Regions from separate parts of the Homo sapiens genome. Here region 2 is linked to region 1. A link is a contact called in ENCODE Hi-C or POLR2A ChIA-PET data. All regions are on one chromosome and are shown on one strand. The core of a region is the stretch at or near the end of the contact, and the rest is flanking DNA. Distances in the headings are between cores, read along the strand shown.

The links. A loop is a pair of places that touch in the nucleus more often than their neighbours do. ChIA-PET counts read pairs that join two places held with the same protein, here RNA polymerase II (POLR2A).
Region 2: a map of astrocyte of the cerebellum shows a loop between it and region 1 (5-fold over the local background). The contact joins two enhancer-like sites. A Hi-C loop is called at or near these places in 1 of 168 maps with a recorded cell type or tissue (astrocyte of the cerebellum). POLR2A ChIA-PET finds 5 or more read pairs at or near these places in 3 of 52 experiments (activated CD8-positive, alpha-beta memory T cell and activated T-cell).

Annotation. Positions count from the first base shown.
Region 1 is chr19:10,897,132-10,902,714 of GRCh38, reverse strand. The region is part of intron 1 of CARM1 (coactivator associated arginine methyltransferase 1); the gene reads right to left. Among named protein-coding and RNA genes, the nearest start is that of CARM1, 28 kb to the right of the region's middle. RefSeq lists an enhancer at 2,853-3,470. Within about 2 kb of position 3,459, at least 22 of the 41 ENCODE cell types and tissues checked have a DNase peak (open chromatin) inside an H3K27ac peak, as active enhancers do.
Region 2 is chr19:11,022,276-11,025,568 of GRCh38, reverse strand. SMARCA4 (SWI/SNF related BAF chromatin remodeling complex subunit ATPase 4) reads right to left here. Exons shown (of 35, transcript NM_003072.5): 20 at 1,938-2,051; 21 at 1,131-1,238; 22 at 61-147. Among named protein-coding and RNA genes, the nearest start is that of SMARCA4, 63 kb to the right of the region's middle. Within about 2 kb of position 1,250, at least 3 of the 41 ENCODE cell types and tissues checked have a DNase peak (open chromatin) inside an H3K27ac peak, as active enhancers do.

The DNA of each region.
Region 1 (5,583 bases), core at 2,210-4,709:
ATCACCTGAGCCCAGGAAGTTGACACTGCAGTGAGCAGAGATGGCAACGCTGCACTCTAGCCTGGGTGACAAGAATAAGAGCATGTCTCAAAAAAAAAAAAAAAAAGTCTGGGCACAGTGGCTCACGCCTGTAATCCCAGCACTTTGGGAGGGCAAGATGGGTGGATCACGAGGTCAGGAGATCAAGACCATGCTGGCTAACACAGTGAAACCCTGTGTCTACTAAAAATACAACAAAACAAAACAAAACAAAATTAGCTGGGCATAGTGGCAAGTGCCTATAGTCCCAGCTACTCAGGAGGCTGAGGCAGGAGAATGGTGTGAACCCGGGAGGTGGAGCTTGCAGTGAGCCAAGATCACACCACTGTACTCCAGCCTGGGCAACAGAGTAAGACTCCGTCTCAAAAAAAAAAAAAAAAAAAAAGAAACAACAATTATTTTGTATCTATTTTTATTATATTTATTTTTTGAGATGGAGTCTCACTCCATCACCCAGCCTGGAATGCAGTGGCACAATTTTGGCTTGCTGTGACCTCTGCCTCCCAGATTCTAGGGATTCTCCTGCCTCAGCCTCCCGAGTAGCTGGGGGACTACAGGTGTGCACCACCACGTCCAGCTTATTTTTGTAGTTTTCGTAGAGATGGAGTTTCACCATGTTGGTCAGGCTGGTCTTGAGCTCCTGAGCTCAAGCGCTCTGTCTGCCTCGGCGTCCCAAAGTGCTGGGATTACAGAGGTGAGCCACTGTGCCCGGCCTATATATTTTCTTGAGACAGATTCTTGATCTGTTGCCCAGGCTGGAGTGCAGCAGCACTATCTTGGCTCACTGCAACCTCTGCCTCCTGAGTAGCTGCGTTCAAGCGATTCTTATGCCTCAGCCTCCTGAGTAGCTGGGATTACAGACATGCATCATCACACCCAGTAATTTCTGTATTTTTGGTAGAGACGGGGTTTTGTCATGTTGGCCAGGCTGGTTTTGAAGTCCTAGCCTCGTGTGATCTGTCCGCCTCGGCATCTCAAAGTGCTGGGATTACAGGCATGAGCCACTGGGCTGGGCCAAGAACTTTTTTAACTCAACAACAAAGAGATAGCCAGGGCCAGGCACAGGCTCATGCCTGTAATCCCAGCACTTTGGGAGGCCAAGATGGGAGGATAACTTGAGGCCAGGAGTTCAAGGTCAGCCTGGGCAACATAGTAAGACCCCATCTCTATCGCTACAAAAAAATAAACAAAATTAGCCGGGCATGGTGGTGCATGCCTGAGATCCCAGCTACTCGGGAGGCTGAGGTGGAAGGATTGCTTGAGCCCGGGAGCTCAAGGTTGCAGTTAGCTATGACTGCCTGTGAACAGCCACTGCACTCCAGCCTGGGCAACATAGCAAGACTCCACCTCTTTAAAAAAACAAAAACAAAAACAAACAAACAAACAAAAAGCTGGCCAAGTGCAGTGGCTCATGCCTGTAATCCCAGCACTTTGGGAGGCCGAGGCAGGCAGATCACCTGAGGTCAGGAGTTCAAGACCAGCCTGGTCAACATGGCAAAATGCCGTCTCTACTAAAAACACAAAAATTAGCCAGACATGATGGTGGGTGCCTGTAGTCCCAGCTACTCAGGAAGCTGAGACAGGGAGAATTGCTTGAATCAGGGAGGTGGAGGTTGCAGTGAGCTGAGATAGCGCCACTGCACTTTAGCTTGGGCAACAGAGTGAGACTCCGCTTCAGAAAAAAAAAAAAAAAGTCCGGGTGCAGTGGCTCACACCTGTAATCCCAGCACTTTGGGGGGCCGAGGCGGGTGGATCACAAGGTCAGGAGATCGAGACCATCCTGGCTAACACGGTGAAACCCCGTCTCTACTAAAAATACAAAAAATTAGCCGGGTGTGGTGACGGGTGCCTGTAGTCCCAGCTACTCGGGAGGCTGAGGCAGGAGAATGGCAGGAACCTGGGAGGCGGAGCTTGCGGTGAGCCGAGATCACGCCACTGCACCCCAGCCTGGGCGACAGAGCCAGACTCATCTCAAAAAAATAAAAATAAAAACAAAACAAAGCAAAAAAAACCAACAGACACTCGTATGCAAGCATTCACAGCAGTACTTATTCACGACAGACACAAGATAGAAATACAACCCAAATGTCCATAAACTGACAAACAGATAAACAAATATGGCTTATCTATAAAATGAAACATTATTCAGCCATAAAAATAAAGGAAGCACTGAGCCATGCTGCAACATGAATGAATAGCAGAAACATCATGCCGAAAGAAGCCAGACACAAATGATTCTATTTATATGAAATAGTCACAGAAGGCACACTGCTGGTGGCTGAGAGCTGGGAGAAGGCAGGAATGGGGAGCAACTGCTTAATGGATGTGGGGTCTCCTTTTGGGGTGACAAACATATTTTGGGAGTAGATAGAGGTGATTGTTATGCAACATTGTAAAAGGGCTAATTTCATGTTATGAAACAACAGCTCTTGACCTCCCAGGCTCAAGACATCCTCCCACCTCAGCCTCCCGGGTAGCTGGAACCTCACGCACATGCCACCACCCCTGGCTAATTTTGTTTATTTTTTTGTAGAAATGAGGGTCTCACTATGTTGCCCAGGCTAGTCTGAAACTCCTGGGGCTCAAGTGATCCTCTCACCTTGGCCTCCAAAGTGCTGGGATTACAGGTGTGAATTTTGTTTCAATAGAAAATGAAAAATGGGCCAGGCGTGGTGGCTCACGCCTGTAATTCCAGCACTTTGGGAGGTGGGCGGATCACTTGAACCCAGGAGTTTGAGACACACCTGTCCAACATGGCAAAACCCCGTCTTTACTAAAAATACAAAAATTAGCAAGGCATGATGGCGGGTGCCTGTAATCCCAGCTACTCAGGAGGCTGAGGCAGGAGAATCGCTTGAACCCGGGAGGTGGAGGTTGCAGTGAGCCGAGATGGCACCACTGCACTCCAGCCTGGACGACAGAGTGAGACTCCGTCTCAAAAAAAAAAAAAAAGAAAAAGAAAAAGAAAACTGTTCCTAACTGACGAGTCCAGGTATGAGGGCCTACAGATATGAGACCTGAAGGGCAGCTCCCCGGCCACACCCAGCCAGTCCTGCCAGACTCTCTCCCACCCCAGGAGCCAGGTGCCGCCCTCCTGAGGGCAGGGCATGGAGGAACCTCCTGAGCCCTGCCAGGAGGGTGTCAGCAGGCCACTGCCCCAGACTCACAGCCTCACTACACCCACAGAGGCCCAAGATAAAGTGCTCCCAGCTGTGGGTGGGTCCCAGGAAGGGACATCCAACCTTGGCATGGTGCCCACACTCATACCCGTCCTGGGGCAGGAGATACTGTCGATCTGTTAGCCACACCTGGGCGACAGCAAGTGGGCCCAGGGAGGCCTGTTTACCAAGCAGCCTGGCAACCCGATGTTGCCTGAGGCGTCCCTCTCTGACCTGGCGCCAGGCAGGCAACTACAGGACCTGTGGCCAAGTGAAGCCTGGCTGTGCCCAGCCAGGGCTAGGGCTGGGCTTGGGCCAAAGATGCCGGGGCTGAGGGCAAGTGGATCGCTTCATCACAGCAGCAGCTGCTAAAGCCCGCGGAGCCGGCAGCTTCTCAAAGTCACAGCTTTATCCCCAAGTTAGTCCCTGGCACACAGAAGACACCTGGGAAATACTGACAAACCAAAAAAAAAAAAAAAAAAAACAAGCTAAGCCGTGTTCCTCTCTTTGTTCAGGAGACTCCCGAGCCTCTGAGCTCTGTGCCCATCATTCCTCATGGCTCTCCCCGTCTTGGCCCCTCCCCATGGACACACTCAACCCTCTAGTCCCTACATGGGCCAGGCCCCAGGCCTCTGCACATGCTGTTCCCACTTTCTCCCTTCCTCTCCCCTCCCTCTGCTACTATGGGTCCAGTGGGCCATCGCACACCTGGCCCAGGGTCACCTCTGAGTAGGCAGGGAATGCACAGCCTGTCTCCTGGCTTGCGAACAGCACCCCAGGAGGAGGGTAGAAGGGAGCCTTGGGGCCCGGGACGCACAGGCATCTGGATCCAGCAGTGGCGATTCAGTGCTCGCCACAGATGCAGCCCTGCCCGCAGGAAACTCACTGTGGCATCCTCTCAAGGCCAGCAACCACCTCCCAAAGCGGCCATTCAGCTGGGGAGGAGCAGTATGGGAGCCGCGGAAGGGGGCAGGACCCCAGGATTCAGAAAGGCCCTCTGTGTTGGCCTCTAGAGACAAATCCAAAAAGCACCACTGTTGCGGCATCAGCCGGCGCATGTTGGGGACTGTGTGCACATGGCCTGGAGAGGTGGGGGACAGGCTGCAGGGCTAGCAGGCAAGGGTGACCAAAAAGCAGACTCTAGAGCCAGGAGGCCGTGGTGAGTTCAGGCCAATTGAGGCCAGGCCACAGCTGGGGTATCTTTTTTTTTTGAGACTAAGTCTCACTCTGTCGCCTAGACTGGAGTGCAGTGGCAAAATCTCAGCTCACCGTAACCTCCATCTCCCAGGTTCCAGCGATTCTCCTGTCTCAGCCTCCCGAGTAGCTGGGATTACAGGCATGCACCACCACACCTGGCTAATTTTTGTATTTTTATTAGAGACAGGGTTTCTTTTTTTTTTTTTCTTTTTTTTGAGACGGAGTCTCGCTGTCTCCCAGGCTGGAGTGCAGTGGCGCAATCTTGGCTCACTGCAGGCTCCACTCCCTGGGGTTCACGCCATTCTCCTGCCTCAGCCTCCCGAGTAGCTGGGACTACAGGCGCCCGCCACCTCGCCCGGCTAATTTTTTTTGTATTTTTTGTAGAGACGGGGTTTCACCGTGTTAGCCAGGATGGTCTCGATCTCCTGACCTCGTGATCCGCCTGCCTCAGCCTCCCAAAGTGCTGGGATTACAGGAGTGAGCCACCGCATCCAGCCTAGAGACAGGGTTTCACCTCGTTGACCAGGCTGATCTCAAACTCCTGATCTCAGGTGATTCACCCACCTCGACCTCCCAAAGTGCTGAGATCACCGGTGTGAGCCACCGTGCCCGGCCCAGAGCTAGCATTTCTTTACCCTGCAGTAAAAGGAAAGGGACTGGGATCTCCAGGTGGAGTCTCCAACGGGGAACGTAAAGAACACAAACCCGGACTGAGTGTTACGCTTTGGCCACCCCTGGACCCAGCCTGGGGCTACTCGCTGGCCTGCCACACTGCAGTCGGCCCTGATGAAGCTCTGGGGCCAAGGGAGGAGGGGCTGGAACTGCAGGGAAGGGGGTAGAAAAATTGCCCCATCTTTGAGGCAGCCTTTCTTGCTTCCCAGGAAGCAGCCCTCCACCATGTGAATCCAGGTCACAAACCCCCAGCTGCCATGAGCCAGGCCTGCCCACACCCTGCAGAGGCTGGGATGTCACATGACATAAGAGTGACAACACTCTAACAGCCAGGCTCTGTTCCGGTGCCTTATGTCGACCTCCTGTTTCCTCTTCTCATCACTTCTGGGAGTATCTACTCTCACTATGCCCTTATTTGCTCAGAGAGGTTAAGTGTCTTGCTCAAGGTCACACAGCAAGAGTGGCCGAGGTGACTGGCACCAGCATCCCTATTCCTCACCAATGCACCACCCAATGT
Region 2 (3,293 bases), core at 1-2,500, 130 kb before region 1:
CTCTGCCTAGGAGCTCAGCAGACAGCAGGGCCTGAGCCGTCCCAGCCGCGGCGGGCTCACCTCGATGTGCTGGAACATGTAGGGGTGGTTGCAGATCTTCCGCAGCTGCATGATGGTGTTCATCAGGGTCTTGGTGCCGCCTTTGCCCTGGAAGGCAGATGAGAGGGACCCAAATGGGGTCTTGCCCTCCTGGGGTGGGGTGGGCTTGGTGGATGGGTGGGTGTTGGGAGAAGGGCCATGGGGACGCTCTAGTGGGGAAGAGTGGCTTTTGGCACAGCAATTGGGAGTGAGGAGATGGCAGGCTGGAGGCCCGGAGGCCCCCAACAAGCCCTGGGAAACAAATGACTGCCTGGCACAGCAGAGGGCAGATGGCAGGGACAGGGCCAGCAGGACGGGACGGAAACAAGACTGGCAAAGGGCTGAGGCAGAGTCCCCGATGCTTTGTGATGCCAGCTTTGTTCTGGGCACTGTTACTGTGGGGGTCCCTAGAGGGTCTCAGCTGGGCAAGAGGGCCTCAGCCGGGTGAGCCATGACTCAGGGCTCCCTGGGCTCCAGGATGAGGAAGGAGGTGGGGGCGGGGCGGGGGGTGCATGCTCTGGGCTGGGAATGGACTAGGGAACACACTGCTGCTCAGCTCAGGGGAGAAGGGGCACAGACACAACGTCTCGGGGAAGCCAGGCCGAGGTCAAGGCCTTGGGGGCAGAATCAAGGGGTCTGGTGCATTTCCTGGGAGGATAATTTCACTGCTGGTGAGGAGAGCCAGGCAGGTGGGGCCTGGGGCCTGGGATTCTCAGAGCAGCCCCTGCAGGAGACAGCCCGCTCCCTTCCTTTCACTTAATAACAGAGAAGGGGGGCATTCTAGAACACTCTAACCCTGCTGGGGTTAGTGCTGGGCCCAGGCTGCCAATTGCAGAAGGAGCCAGTGTTTCATAGGCAAAGGAGAAGCCACTGGCAGCTGAGTCAGTGTGTCCTGACACAAGCCACCAGCCATCATAACCAGGGCTGGCCAGATGCCCTGGGGATCATGACCAGATCATGACCCGATGGTCAGAGCACGCTCTGCTCTGCCTGCCACGCTGCCGGCCTTGGACACCCAGTGGGGAATGCAGTTGGGGGACTCTGGGGCCCACCTTCTTGTCCTTCTCGGAGCCATCAGTCAGCAGCACGCCCTTGGCCTGCATGTGGCGGTAGAGCACTCGCTGCAGCGCAGACATGTCGCACTTGATGACGTACTCCACCTGCAGGGGACACATAATGCTCACGAGGGCCCAAGGTGGCTTGAGGCCTGACTCCCCCCATCCGAACCCAGCTCTGACCCCCTCGGCCCTGTCATATGAGCTCTGACCAGAGCACACTGGGGTGTGGGTGAGGAGACCCTCACAGCTGGGGAGAAGAGGGGAGACCTGGGCAATGAGAGGAAGCACCAGGCAGAGATACCAGAGGGTTACTGGGCCAGAAAGGGCCCCCCAGCCATCTTCTGGGGGCCTCTCTACAGCCAGCCAGGAAACAAAGAGCCAAGAGGGACAACTGCAGCCGGGGACCCCGAGTCCATGGGTCTTGCTGTGGGAACTGGGCCCAGGGGTGTGGCTGCAGCAGGCCTTGAAAACCCAGAGCCATGATGGGGGGCCGGGGGGCAACCCCAAGCCCACGGCCCCTCCTGATGTGGCCAGGAGAGCCCGCACAGGCACCTGGCCCCCTGACAGGAAGTGGGATTTTGTGCTCTAACCTATTGTGAGCTATGTGAGCCTATGAGTGCTTTTCAATCCCTACAACAGCAGCACAGGGCTTTACAGACCCAGTGGCGTCATCGCCACCCCCAAGCTGGATTGACCAGGGCAGGCCTGGGACTGTGGGGAGAGGCCCTGAGCACGCCCAGCCCTGGAGAAAGCCCCCACGTGAGGCTGCTTCACTGGTGGCTCCCCTCAAAACTCCATCACCTTTTCGGGCAACTGGGCCTCGACTTCCTTCTTGAGTCGTCGGAGCAAGAAGGGCCGCAGCACTTTGTGGAGACGCCGGATGATGAGAATGGTTTCCTCCTCATTCAGGTCCACCTGGAAGCCCCCAAGACAGGAGAAGCAAGCGTTACCTCCAAAGGAGGGCGACAGAGGTCTCACTAGAAGGTGCGGATGTGGGGACAGGGTGGACGGGGTCCCCTGGGGTGATCTTGCCCTTGGCACGTGGCTTTTCAGCCTGCTTTATGCTTTCTGGGAGCCAGGCAGGGCACCCTCTTCCTTAGGAAACTGTGAGGATCTGGTTCCCTCCATGTAATTCCTGGGACATGGAACCGCAGTACCCAGAGCACTCTGCTCCCTGTGCCTCACCAGAAAGACCCCCGGCAGCGGGCATGCTGCTTCTCCACGAGTAACACAAACTGGAGTGTCCACAGACCCACCCCACGCCAAGCTCATGCCAGGAGCGCTGCAGGGGCCAGGCTGACCACATGGGGCTTATAGCGGGTGATTCTCAGGGAGGGCTCTGCCACCGGGAGCCCCAAGGGACTCTCATTCAGCCTGGGTGGAACCAGGTGAAAGAAACCCTGACCTCCCACGGCGCCTACTCCTCTACTAATAATTAACTTTTAAAATGTTTTAATTAAAAAAGTTAAAGGAAAATGAGACGACGCCAAAACTTTTCTTCTATTGCTTCCCTGGCAATCCTTTGGCAGAGCTTTTGCTCGGCTCAGAAAGTGACAAAACTATAGCATCAGATCCTGGCCCTTAGTGTGGGGGTCCCGGGAGTCTAAAAATTGGGGACTCCTTTATCACGAGGCTTTGGGGAATGCCTCGGTTTCGCCATCAGAAGAGTCTCTGCCTTGACCAGCAGCCGAGAGGGCAGGGAACTCACGCATGAGGCCAGGAAGGCCCCAGCTGCCCTGGACCTGTCTAAGGTGGGAAGAAGGGGGTGGGCCCAGCCGTGCTGGGCAGGGCACTTCGAGGTAACCTCTGTAGTTCTGCCCACACTTCAGCATCTGGTTACTTAAACCCCTCAGCAGGAAACACAGTCTGTCCCACAGTTTCAACCTCCAACAGCAAGGAGCTCTAGGCTCAGGGATCAGTGCTGGTGTGGGACCACTCATCAATGATGATGCTGCCATGCCACAGTCTGGCTGATGGTGCCACCCAGACATTGAGACACACTGGCCACTGAGCTTTTTGAAAACAACGTAAGACAGAACCTGACCATGTGGCCCCGCTAACTGGAATCTTCCAAGTTTCCTTCCCACTGCCCTGAGGGTGAGTTCTGAGGGCACCTAAAGGGGCCTACAGCACGCTACAGCCTCTAGCTGTGCTCTC